Linked DNA regions of Homo sapiens: region 1 is linked to region 2. A link is a loop called in an ENCODE intact Hi-C map of the cell type or tissue named here. Cell type or tissue: heart right ventricle. All regions are shown on one strand. Links, peaks and the distances in the headings refer to the core of each region. The heading gives the core; the rest is flanking DNA.

Region 1 (5,381 bases), core at 268-5,267, 63 kb after region 2:
GGCAGAGACAAGGAGACATGAGCTGGTCTGGAGAGCAAGGGTTCATTAGAGATTTTTTCTTTAGTGCACCAACCAGCAAGGGGGAAGTGAATGCCAAAAGGAGCTGTGGGAGGTTTTCTAGAATGTCAGTTATAAAGCTACTTGTTGCACACATAAAATGGATTTGGAAACTCGTATTTAATCTTAAAAAAAATCTTTTAGTGTTTGCCAGAGCATTTTAATCTGAAAATATTTAAAAATACTCGCCTGTAATCCCAGCACTTCAGGAGGCCGAGGCAGGTGGATTACATGAAGTCAGGAGTTCGAGACCAGCTTGGGCAATATTGCGAAACCCCGACTCTACTAAAAGTACAAAAAATTACCCAGGCGTGGTGGCAGTCACCTGTAATCCCAGCTACTTGGGAGGCTGAGGCAGGAGAATCGCTTGAACCTGGGAGGCAAAAGTTGCAGCGAGCAGAGATCATGCCACTACACTCCAGCACGGGCGACAGAGCGAGACTCCATCTCAAAAAAAAAAAAAAAAACAAAAACTCATCTGTTAGTATAACTAATGCTCCAGGAAGCTGCCACATATTTACCTCAGGACCTATTTCTATCTTCGCCCCACCGCACGCTGAACTAGACACTTAAGGACCTAGTGTAGAGGACTATGAAGAGGATTGTTATAAGGAGTTAAAGGCTAAACCTGATTGTCATTTTAAGGAATTTGGATTTTATCCTGGAGTCTTTAGTTGATTGACTATTTGACAAACATCTACGGAATGCCTGGTTTGTGGTGGGTGTTGAGAATACAGATAGGGGCCCTGCTTTGGATGGGCCTCTCTCTCGAGCAGACAAGGAAGATCGTGCCAGGTAGTTGAATCCATATACAACGTGGACCACACAGGTAGTGAGAGTCAGCAAGGCCAGAGGCGAACCTCATAAGACAAAGGGGACCACGTAGGAAGTCACTGTCCTGCTCTGCATTTGAAATAAGCACTGTTCAGAGCCCCGCTGTCCAGTATGGCAGCCACTGGCCATGTGTGGCTGTTGAATACTTGAAATTTGGCCCCTCTGAGTTGAGATGTGCTGCAGGGGTAAGATGCATACCAGATTTCAAAGACCTATCATGGCAAAAAGAATATAAAATATCTCATTAATAATGCTTCAGGGTGGGCACTGTGGCTTATGCCTGTAATCCCACACTTTGGGAGGCTGAAGTGGGCGGACACCTGAGGTCAGGAGTTCGAGACCAGCTTGGCCAACATGGCAAAACCCCGTCTTCACTAAAAATAAAAAAAATTAGCTGGGTGTTGTGGCATGCACCTGTAGTCCCAGCTACTCAGGAGGCTGAGGCATGAGAATCGCTTAAACTTGGGAGGCAGAGGCTGCAGTGAGCCAAGCTCATACCACTGTACTCCAGCCTGGGCGACAGAGACTCCATCTTAAAAAAAAAAAAAAAAAAGCTTCAGTAGTGATTGATTACATGTTGAGATAATATTTTGGACATATTAGATTATACAAAATATATGGTTAAAATTAATTTCACCTTTTCCTTTTCGTCGTATTTTTTTTAACCATGGCTATGAGAAGATTTAAAATTTTTTTGTGTGGGAGCCCTAAATGATGGCTCATGTCTGTAATCCCAGCTACTCAGGGGGCAGAGGCAGAAGTATTGCTTGAGCCTAGGAGTTTGAAACCAGCCTGAGCAACATAGTGAGACCCCATCTCTAAAAAAATGAAAATAAATTAGCTGGGTGTGGTGGAACGTGCCTGTATCCCAGCTACTTGGGAGGCTGAGGCAGGAGGACCATTTGAGCCCAGGAGTTCAAGGCTGCAGTGAGCTACGATTATGCCACTGCACTCTAGCCTGGGTGACAGAGCAAGATCAAGGCTAGGTTTCAAAAAATAGATTAAATAAAATTGTATATGTGGATAGGCTATTGGGCAGCACTGCCATAACCTACGTACTAACTGTGAGATGGGGAAGAAAAGGATGACTCCTTGGGAGGAAGATGCGGCAATGGGAGGACACTGATGGATAGAGGCTGCTTTACACCTCTGAGGCCTCAAGCAGGATTCACCATGATGTCATCTGCATCCCTCCAAAGTCACCTGCTTTTGTCTTATTGCATAACTTGTTTCAAATGTTCTGCCACAACCTCCCCCAGCCCAGACATATTCATGATGTTCTTTTATGATTAGTCAGTCACCACGGGTAGAATGTGTGTTCCAGTGCCACATCAGGGATGACTTATGCAAACCCAAGATGGCCCTTTGGCTTAGTCCTTCTTCGCCCAGTGTAAGAGTCTGTCTTGTGCCTGGACACTGAAGACTGGGGGAGGGCAGTCCATCAGAGATGATTCAGGCGATGTTACGTTGGTGTGACTGGAACTATTGTTATATTATTAAACGGTAGAGGGGCCATCCTGGGCAAGAGTTGATTTGCAGGTTAGGTTGATGAGTCACCGATTTTGAAGCTGGTGTATGTCTAGGTAGAAATACTGAACATGCAGCTGGATTGTGCAGCCAGGTCTCGGAGAGGGATCTGGGCTGATTCCACATGTTTGGGAGCTATATTGATAGAGAAAAGGCTGTGGGAGTCACCCCATGTTTAGGAGGGCAGAGACCCAAGCGCTGAACCCACTCTCATTCTCATGTAGGTTTTATGCTTGGATATCACTGCGTGAATTTAAAATCTGAGCCTCTAAGCAACATTTTGGAAAGCCTGTTTCATAGTTCTGCTTATGCAGGATTTTCTGCCTTTTTTTTTGGCCCATGCATTTTTCTCTATGCTTAGAGGGGGAAAAATATGAGAAGAAAGTGTGTTGGAAAGAAAGTCTGCGGGAGGAGCCAAGATGGCCGAATAGGAACAGCTCCGGTCTACAGCTCCCAGCGTGAGCGACGCAGAAGACGGGTGATTTCTGCATTTCCATCTGAGGTACCCGGTTCATCTCACTAGGGAGTGCCAGACAGTGGGCGCAGGCCAGTGTGTGTGCGCACCGTGCGCGAGCCGAAGCAGGGCGAGGCATTGCCTCACCTGGGAAGTGCAAGGGGTCAGGGAGTTCCCTTTCCGAGTCAAAGAAAGGGGTGACGGACGCACCTGGAAAATCGGGTCACTCCCACCCGAATATTGCGCTTTTCAGACCGGCTTAAGAAACGGCGCACCACGAGACTATATCCCACACCTGGCTCAGAGGGTCCTACGCCCACGGAATCGCGCTGATTGCTAGCACAGCAGTCTGAGATCAAACTGCAAGGCGGCAACGAGGCTGGGGGAGGGGCGCCCGCCATTGCCCAGGCTTGCTTAGGTAAACAAAGCAGCCGGGAAGCTCGAACTGGGTGGAGCCCACCACAGCTCAAGGAGGCCTGCCTGCCTCTGTAGGCTCCACCTCTGGGGGCAGGGCACAGACAAACAAAAAGACAGCAGTTACCTCTGCAGACTTAAGTGTCCCTGTCTGACAGCTTTGAAGAGAGCAGTGGTTCTCCCAGCACGCAGCTGGAGATCTGAGAACGGGCAGACTGCCTCCTCAAGTGGGTCCCTGACCCCTGACCCCCGAGCAGCCTAACTGGGAGGCACCCCCCAGCAGGGGCACACTGACACCTCACACGGCAGGGTATTCCAACAGACCTGCAGCTGAGGGTCCTGTCTGTTAGAAGGAAAACTAACAACCAGAAAGGACATCTACACCGAAAACCCATCTGTACATCACCATCATCAAAGACCAAAAGTAGATAAAACCACAAAGATGGGGAAAAAACAGAACAGAAAAACTGGAAACTCTAAAACGCAGAGCGCCTCTCCTCCTCCAAAGGAACGCAGTTCCTCACCAGCAACAGAACAAAGCTGGATGGAGAATGATTTTGACGAGCTGAGAGAAGAAGGCTTCAGACGATCAAATTACTCTGAGCTACGGGAGGACATTCAAACCAAAGGCAAAGAAGTTGAAAACTTTGAAAAAATTTAGAAGAATGTATAACTAGAATAACCAATACAGAGAAGTGCTTAAAGGAGCTGATGGAGCTGAAAACCAAGGCTCGAGAACTACGTGAAGAATGCAGAAGCCTCAGGAGCCGATGCGATCAACTGGAAGAAAGGGTATCAGCAATGGAAGATGAAATGAATGAAATGAAGCGAGAAGGGAAGTTTAGAGAAAAAAGAATAAAAAGAAATGAGCAAAGCCTCCAAGAAATATGGGACTATGTGAAAAGACCAAATCTACGTCTGATTGGTGTACCTGAAAGTGATGTGGAGAATGGAACCAAGTTGGAAAACACTCTGCAGGATATTATCCAGGAGAACTTCCCCAATCTAGCAAGGCAGGCCAACGTTCAGATTCAGGAAATACAGAGAACGCCACAAAGATACTCCTCGAGAAGAGCAACTCCAAGACACATAATTGTCAGATTCACCAAGGTTGAAATGAAGGAAAAAATGTTAAGGGCAGCCAGAGAGAAAGGTCGGGTTACCCTCAAAGGAAAGCCCATCAGACTAACAGCGGATCTCTCGGCAGAAACCCTACAAGCCAGAAGAGAGTGGGGGCCAATATTCAACATTCTTAAAGAAAAGAATTTTCAACCCAGAATTTCATATCCAGCCAAACTAAGCTTCATAAGTGAAGGAGAAATAAAATACTTTATAGACAAGCAAATGTTGAGAGATTTTGTCACCACCAGGCCTGTCCTAAAAGAGCTCCTGAAGGAAGCGCTAAACATGGAAAGGAACAACCGGTACCAGCCTCTGCAAAATCATGCCAAAATGTAAAGACCATCGAGACTAGGAAGAAACTGCATCAACTAATGAGCAAAATCACCAGCTAACATCATAATGACAGGATCAAATTCACACATAACAATATTAACTTTAAATATAAATGGACTAAATTCTGCAATTAAAAGACACAGACTGGCAAGTTGGATAAAGAGTCAAGACCCATCAGTGTGCTGTATTCAGGAAACCCATCTCACATGCAGAGACACACATAGGCTCAAAATAAAAGGATGGAGGAAGATCTACTAAGCCAATGGAAAACAAAAAAAGGCAGGGGTTGCAATCCTAGTCTCTGATAAAACAGACTTTAAACCAACAAAGATCAAAAGAGACAAAGAAGGCCATTACATAATGGTAAAGGGATCAATTCAACAAGAGGAGCTAACTATCCTAAATATTTATGCACCCAATACAGGAGCACCCAGATTCATAAAGCAAGTCCTGAGTGACCTACAAAGAGACTTAGACTCCCACACATTAATAATGGGAGACTTTAACACCCCACTGTCAACATTAGACAGATCAACGAGACAGAAAGTCAACAAGGATACCCAGAAATTGAACTCAGCTCTGCACCAAGCGGACCTAATAGACATCTACAGAACCATCCACCCCAAATCAACAGAATATA
Region 2 (5,381 bases), core at 249-5,248:
TTTCGACAAATTTCCGATTGGTAAATCTTGAAATCCACATATGACCTAGAAGCGTCCACTTCAAGATGTCCTGCCTTTCTGGGATGAACCAATGTATACCTCACATGTATTGATTTATGTCTCTGTGTGTAACTTCTGTCCCCTTATAAGGTGTAAAACCAAGCTTAACCCAGTCACCTGGGGCATATGTTCCCAGGACCTCCTGAAACTGTGTCATGGGTCATAGTCCTTACAGTTGGCTCAGAATAAACCTCTTCAAATATTTCACAGAGTTTGGCTGTTTTGGTCAACATTTCCTATCCATAGCTTACCTAACAGTGCAGGGCCAGCCTAATGTCTGCCTTCCCCAACAGCTCCAGGTCCATGGATTTTTTTCCCCTTTTTCTTATACCTAGAAACTGTGTATCCACATAGAACTTCATTATAAACAGTCTTACCGGGCTCCTCTGTGCCACTGGTTTAATTTTGTAACACCAAATGATTGCTAAACCACTTGAGGGTGAGGGAGTTTGGGGAATGTTACTCTAAAATATAGCTCCCTGGTATGAGTGTTTTGAAGTAAAGGCCCTTAAAGACCCACAGACACTGGAAATGACTTTTCCCCTATGTACATAAAGAGGGACCTACCAAGAGGGAAAATGGTTTTTTCCTTCTCCTCTGTGTTAGTTCATTACCTGTTCAGAAAAGAAGAGCAAGAATCTAAACACACCTGAACACACCCACTTACAAGATAGTATCTGTCTCTTAGGCTCAGTCAGTTTCCAAAGACAACCATTGACAAGTTAATCTCTGCTCCCCATCCACTCATATCCACTCATTCTCCTTAGTAATCATTGATTGCCCCTCAACGGAATGATCTACATTCCCTATCCCTCCCTCCCCTCTGGAATAAGAGCATATAACATCTGGGCCTCCCTAGGATAGGGGGTCATCTCTCATTGAGATGGGGGTTCTCCCTCCCGTGCATGTGAATCAATTTTCATGGCTTTTCTCCAATTAATCTGCCGTTTGTCAGTTAAGTTTTCAGTGAAACTTCAGAGGGCAAAGGGGAAGTTTTCCCTTGGCCCCTGCAAGGGAAAGAAATGAGCCTTCTCTTCTCCCATACTCCTTACTTACTCAGAACTGTGCTCTAGCAAATGCTCAGCACTATTTTTGTTAAAAGACTTGTCCAGAGCTGGGGCCTAGGACCTAAGTCTCCAATTCTCATTCTCCATCATTCTAGAAGTTAGAATACTTATGTCCTAATTCTCTAATAGCTTCTATGTTTAGCCAGACAACACGACAGTTCTATTAGTCAAGGCAAGTCAGAATTACACCTTCTCACTGGGAACTAAATAAAACTAGTGTGGGATTAGTTGTTCTTGTAACCAATTTGACCACATTTGTGAAAAATGATTGTATTAAAAAATCGCATATTGGTGAAGATTTAGGTTTGTTTGCCTTTAAAAGATTGACAAACAGAAACGTTTTTCTCTGGTTCTGACTATGATTAAAACCATTTAAATGTTAGTATTGTCTGCTTTCTAGATATGATCTTCTGAAAGTTGAGGTAATCTGGGGTGGATTTATTTTATAGTCAGGTTTTCATTTTAGTGTATCTGGAATATTTCTGAATGCTGGTAGAGTCACACAGTTCTATATTTAGCTCTTTGGCATATAAATAGAATATGATCTTAAAAATAATTGTTATTGAGTGACTAACCTAACAGAGGGGTGAGACAACTTCTCATTCAGCCAAGTTGATTTTGCTAAGTTATAGAGACGATGGCCAAGGAGAAAAGGACGAACTCTTCCTTCCCACATTGTTGTGGGTCACCCTACTTTTCTTTTGGCCAACTTCCCACAACCAGGCCCTGGATCATTCTCCTGAAGCCCCAACCGAGCTCCTGTTTCCCACTTAACCCACACCTTGAGGTAGAGGAGGAATGCTTGTTCCTCCTCTACGAAGACTCAGAGCGAAGACTGAGAGGAGGGCTCCAGAGTCACCCCCAGGTCCCGGGGGAAACCAGCAGGTTTCCACTCACCACTTTTTCTCCCCAAATCAGAAAATCTTAGTAGTAGGAACTAAGTGGTTGAGCCAGATACCTCATCGAATAGGTCTCAGAGGATGGCTGAGCGTTTAGGTAGTTCCTGTCCTTGATGGCCATTGTACTTCCTCTGGTTCGGAGACTCTGGTGTCCCTCGGATGCTGCACTTTGCCGGGGGGACTGGGCCTCAGAAGTGAGCTTCCATAGCCTCTCGGTGCTCTCAATCACTATGGCCTCATGTCCCTGTCCCAAGCTATGCCCAGGGTGAGACTGAATCCATGAACGACAGCAACAGTGACGTTTACCATTTACTGAGTTTCTGTGAGAGGCCGGATATGACATTAGTGCTCATCACACATGTTCTCATTTAATTCTCACTGCAAACCCACAAGGTAGGAATCTCCCTTTCCGTTTTACAAATGAGAGGGATGAAAGGGTCAATAAATATAAGTAACCTGCAAGGATAGGGATATTTAGCTGGCGAGTGAAAGTTAGAGTTCGATCCAGGACCATGTGAAGCCAAGCTCATACTCTTCACTAATATTAGGACATGTTGACTTTCAACAAGATTTTGCATAATTTTCCCTTCCCAAACTACCTCCCTCTTTTTTCTCTCTCTCTCTCTCTCTTTTTTTTTAAGACTCAGAAGGTGAAATACCTAGGTTGCATAAGCACAATTTTATTTTATTTGTCTCATTTGCATTATGTCATTGGCTGGAGCAAAGTCTGTTTAACGCTTTTTTAAAAAAGTGTTTCCAAAGCCCCTGGATCAGTGCTGTGTACGTAGTTGGTCCATAATAGACAGGGACTGACTAATTAGGGGTAGGACCATGTTTCATAAGCATAGGGAGAGGAGAGAGCATATGACCTAGCTCAGACTTTGTCCCGGAATCCGGTGCACTGGCAAAACCAAGTCCTTGACAGCACTTTAGTCGCTATGGACTTGGCAGCGCATGTGCCTGTCGTCTACAAATAGTAGTTCAATCAACAACTGCCCTTTCTATGCTGACGGGATATCTAGCCCTATGTAAACATTTCTTTTTTAGCACTAGATCTTAATTCCTGCAGCCCTTGGTTTATCACCAGTTTCTTGAGAAAATAATCTGTCCATGTTCTCCAGTCATGGGACGATGACTCAGGCTGGGGATTCAGGCCGTTTTCTGTGCAGTAGCTGGTCTTGCGGCCCCGTCCTGTTTGGACCCGAGCCAGCACACCGCAGCGAGGTGCTCCTTCCACCTCCCAGTGACCCGTGCCAGCCCTTCTGCTCCTTCCCCCCTGCTGCTCTTGCCTTTGTGGTTGCCAGAGTAACCATAAAAATATTACTCCACATGCTGTAGGAACAAAATGTCAGTGCACTTTACTATTGTTTTAATTTAAAAACTAACGTGTGAAAATAACTCCAGCCTGGGAGAAATGCTCTCTCTGCCAGATGATTCCTTTTGGAAGGAGAGGTACAAAATCATTGTGAAGAACTCAGGGGTAGGAATGATACCTAGGTTTAGGATAAGAGCCTAAACTCCTATGTCCTATGGTAAATGTCCCCTAAATGTTTGTCTGGTGAATGAATGAATGAATGAATGTGACACAAACTTTGCTGAAAAATTTAGGAATATATAAATGGTATATATAAATTTTAAAGTAAAACTCTTAATTCCTATTATAAATTATAATAGAAATGCTATTATAAACTTTAGGATGGTGAGTGAAGCAGGTTGAATAGTGTGCCCCCCAATTTCATGTTCTTCCAGAACCTCAGAATGTGACCTTATTTGGATATCAGAGTCTTTGCAGACGTAATAAGTTAAGGATCTCACAGTGAAATCATTCTGGACTTCGGATGGGCCCTAATCCAATGAATGATGTCCTTATAAGAAGAGGAGACTGCCAGGCATGGAGGCTTATGGCTGTACCAGCGCTTTGAGAGGCCGAGGTGGGAGGATTGCTCGAGGCCATGAGTTCAAGAACATCCTGGGCAACACCCCCAGGACACCCCCACCTCCATATCTACAAAAAACTTTTAAAAATTAGCAGGACATGGTGGCACACAGCTGTAATCCCAGCTATTTGGGAGGCTAAGGCAGGAGGATTGTTTGAACTCAGGAGTTCAAGGCTGCAGTGAGCTATGATTGCACCACTGCACTCCAGCCTGGGTGACAGAGTAAGACCCTGTCTCAACCATAACAAAAATAAGTTTCCTAAAATATAGTGAGTTTATTTGTTCAAATCTTTTGCCTTAAAAAAAAAGTTGTCTTATTATTATTATCCTAGAAGAATTCCTTATATTCTCAATACAAATCTTTTATCAGGTATGGGTGTTGTAAATATCTTTTCCTAATCTTTGGCTTGCCTTTTTAATTTCTTAACAAGAAAAGTTTTAAATTTCGATCAAGTCCAATTTATCAACTTTTTTTCTTTTACAGTTTGTACTTTTTGTCCTCTCTGAGATATCTTAGATACAAACCAAGGTCACAAACATTTCTTCTGAAGTTTTCTTCTAGAAGTTTTATTGCTTTAGCTTTTACATTTAGGTTTATGATCATTTTGAGTGAATTTTTGCAGATGAATATGAAATGAGGTATGACAAAGTTATTTTTCACATATGTGTCCATTTGTTACAGCACTGATTGTTGAAGAGATGATTCTCTCCCTCATTGAATTACCTGTCACCTTCATCAGAAGTCAATTGAGCTGGGTGCAGTCGTGCACATCTGTAGTCCCAGCTCCTTGGAAGTTGCAGTGGGAGGACTGCTTGAGTCCAAGAGTTCGAGGTCAGCCTGGGCAACATTGTGAGACTTCGTCTCTTAAATTTTTTTTTTTTTTGAGATGGAGTTTTGTTCTTGTTGCCCAGGCTGGAGTGCAATTGTGTGGTCTCGGCTCACTGCAACCTGTGCCTCCCGGGTTCAAGTGATTCTTCTGCTTAGCCTCCCAAGTAGCTGGGATTACAGGTGCCTGCCACCACGCCCAGCTATTTTTTTTTTTTTTTTTTTTTGTATTTTTAGTAGAAATGGGGTTTTACTATGTTGGCCAGGCTGGTCTCGAACTCCTGACCTCAGGTGATCCAACCACCTTGGCCTCCCAAAGTGCTGGGATTACAGGCATGAGGCATCATGCTCAGCCAATTACAAATCAATTGATCACATATATGTGGGTCTATGTCTGTAGTTTCTATTCTGTTCTACTGGTTTATCTTTGCTACATTAATAGCACACCATCTTGATTACTGTAGTGGTAAAGTGAGTTTGGAAATAGGTAATGTAAGTCCTCTAAATATTTTCCTTTTCTTATTTTTTTCTTTCTTTTTTTTTGGACAGGATCTCACTCTGTTGCCCAAGCTGGAGTGCAGTGGCATGATCA

The links. A loop is a pair of places that touch in the nucleus more often than their neighbours do. Peaks named below come from ENCODE experiments on the same cell type or tissue, not always from the same donor. Only the 100,000 strongest peaks of a DNase experiment are listed, where the experiment ranks them.
Region 1: a loop joins it to region 2, with 7 times the contacts of the local background. A loop is called at or near these places in 1 of 110 quality-filtered maps.

The regions. Positions count from the first base shown.
Region 1 is chr1:237,072,441-237,077,821 of GRCh38, forward strand. The region is part of intron 1 of RYR2 (ryanodine receptor 2); the gene reads left to right. Among named protein-coding and RNA genes, the nearest start is that of RYR2, 33 kb to the left of the region's middle. RefSeq lists an enhancer at 3,007-3,672. In heart right ventricle, for the core only: no CTCF peak of the experiment used is centred there; no DNase peak of the experiment used is centred there; H3K27ac peaks cover 509 bases.
Region 2 is chr1:237,009,950-237,015,330 of GRCh38, forward strand. No RefSeq gene overlaps it. Among named protein-coding and RNA genes, the nearest start is that of MT1HL1, 8.2 kb to the left of the region's middle. RefSeq lists enhancers at 1-826, 1,269-3,596. In heart right ventricle, for the core only: no CTCF peak of the experiment used is centred there; DNase peaks (open chromatin) are centred at 2,972 and 3,201; H3K27ac peaks cover 4,310 bases.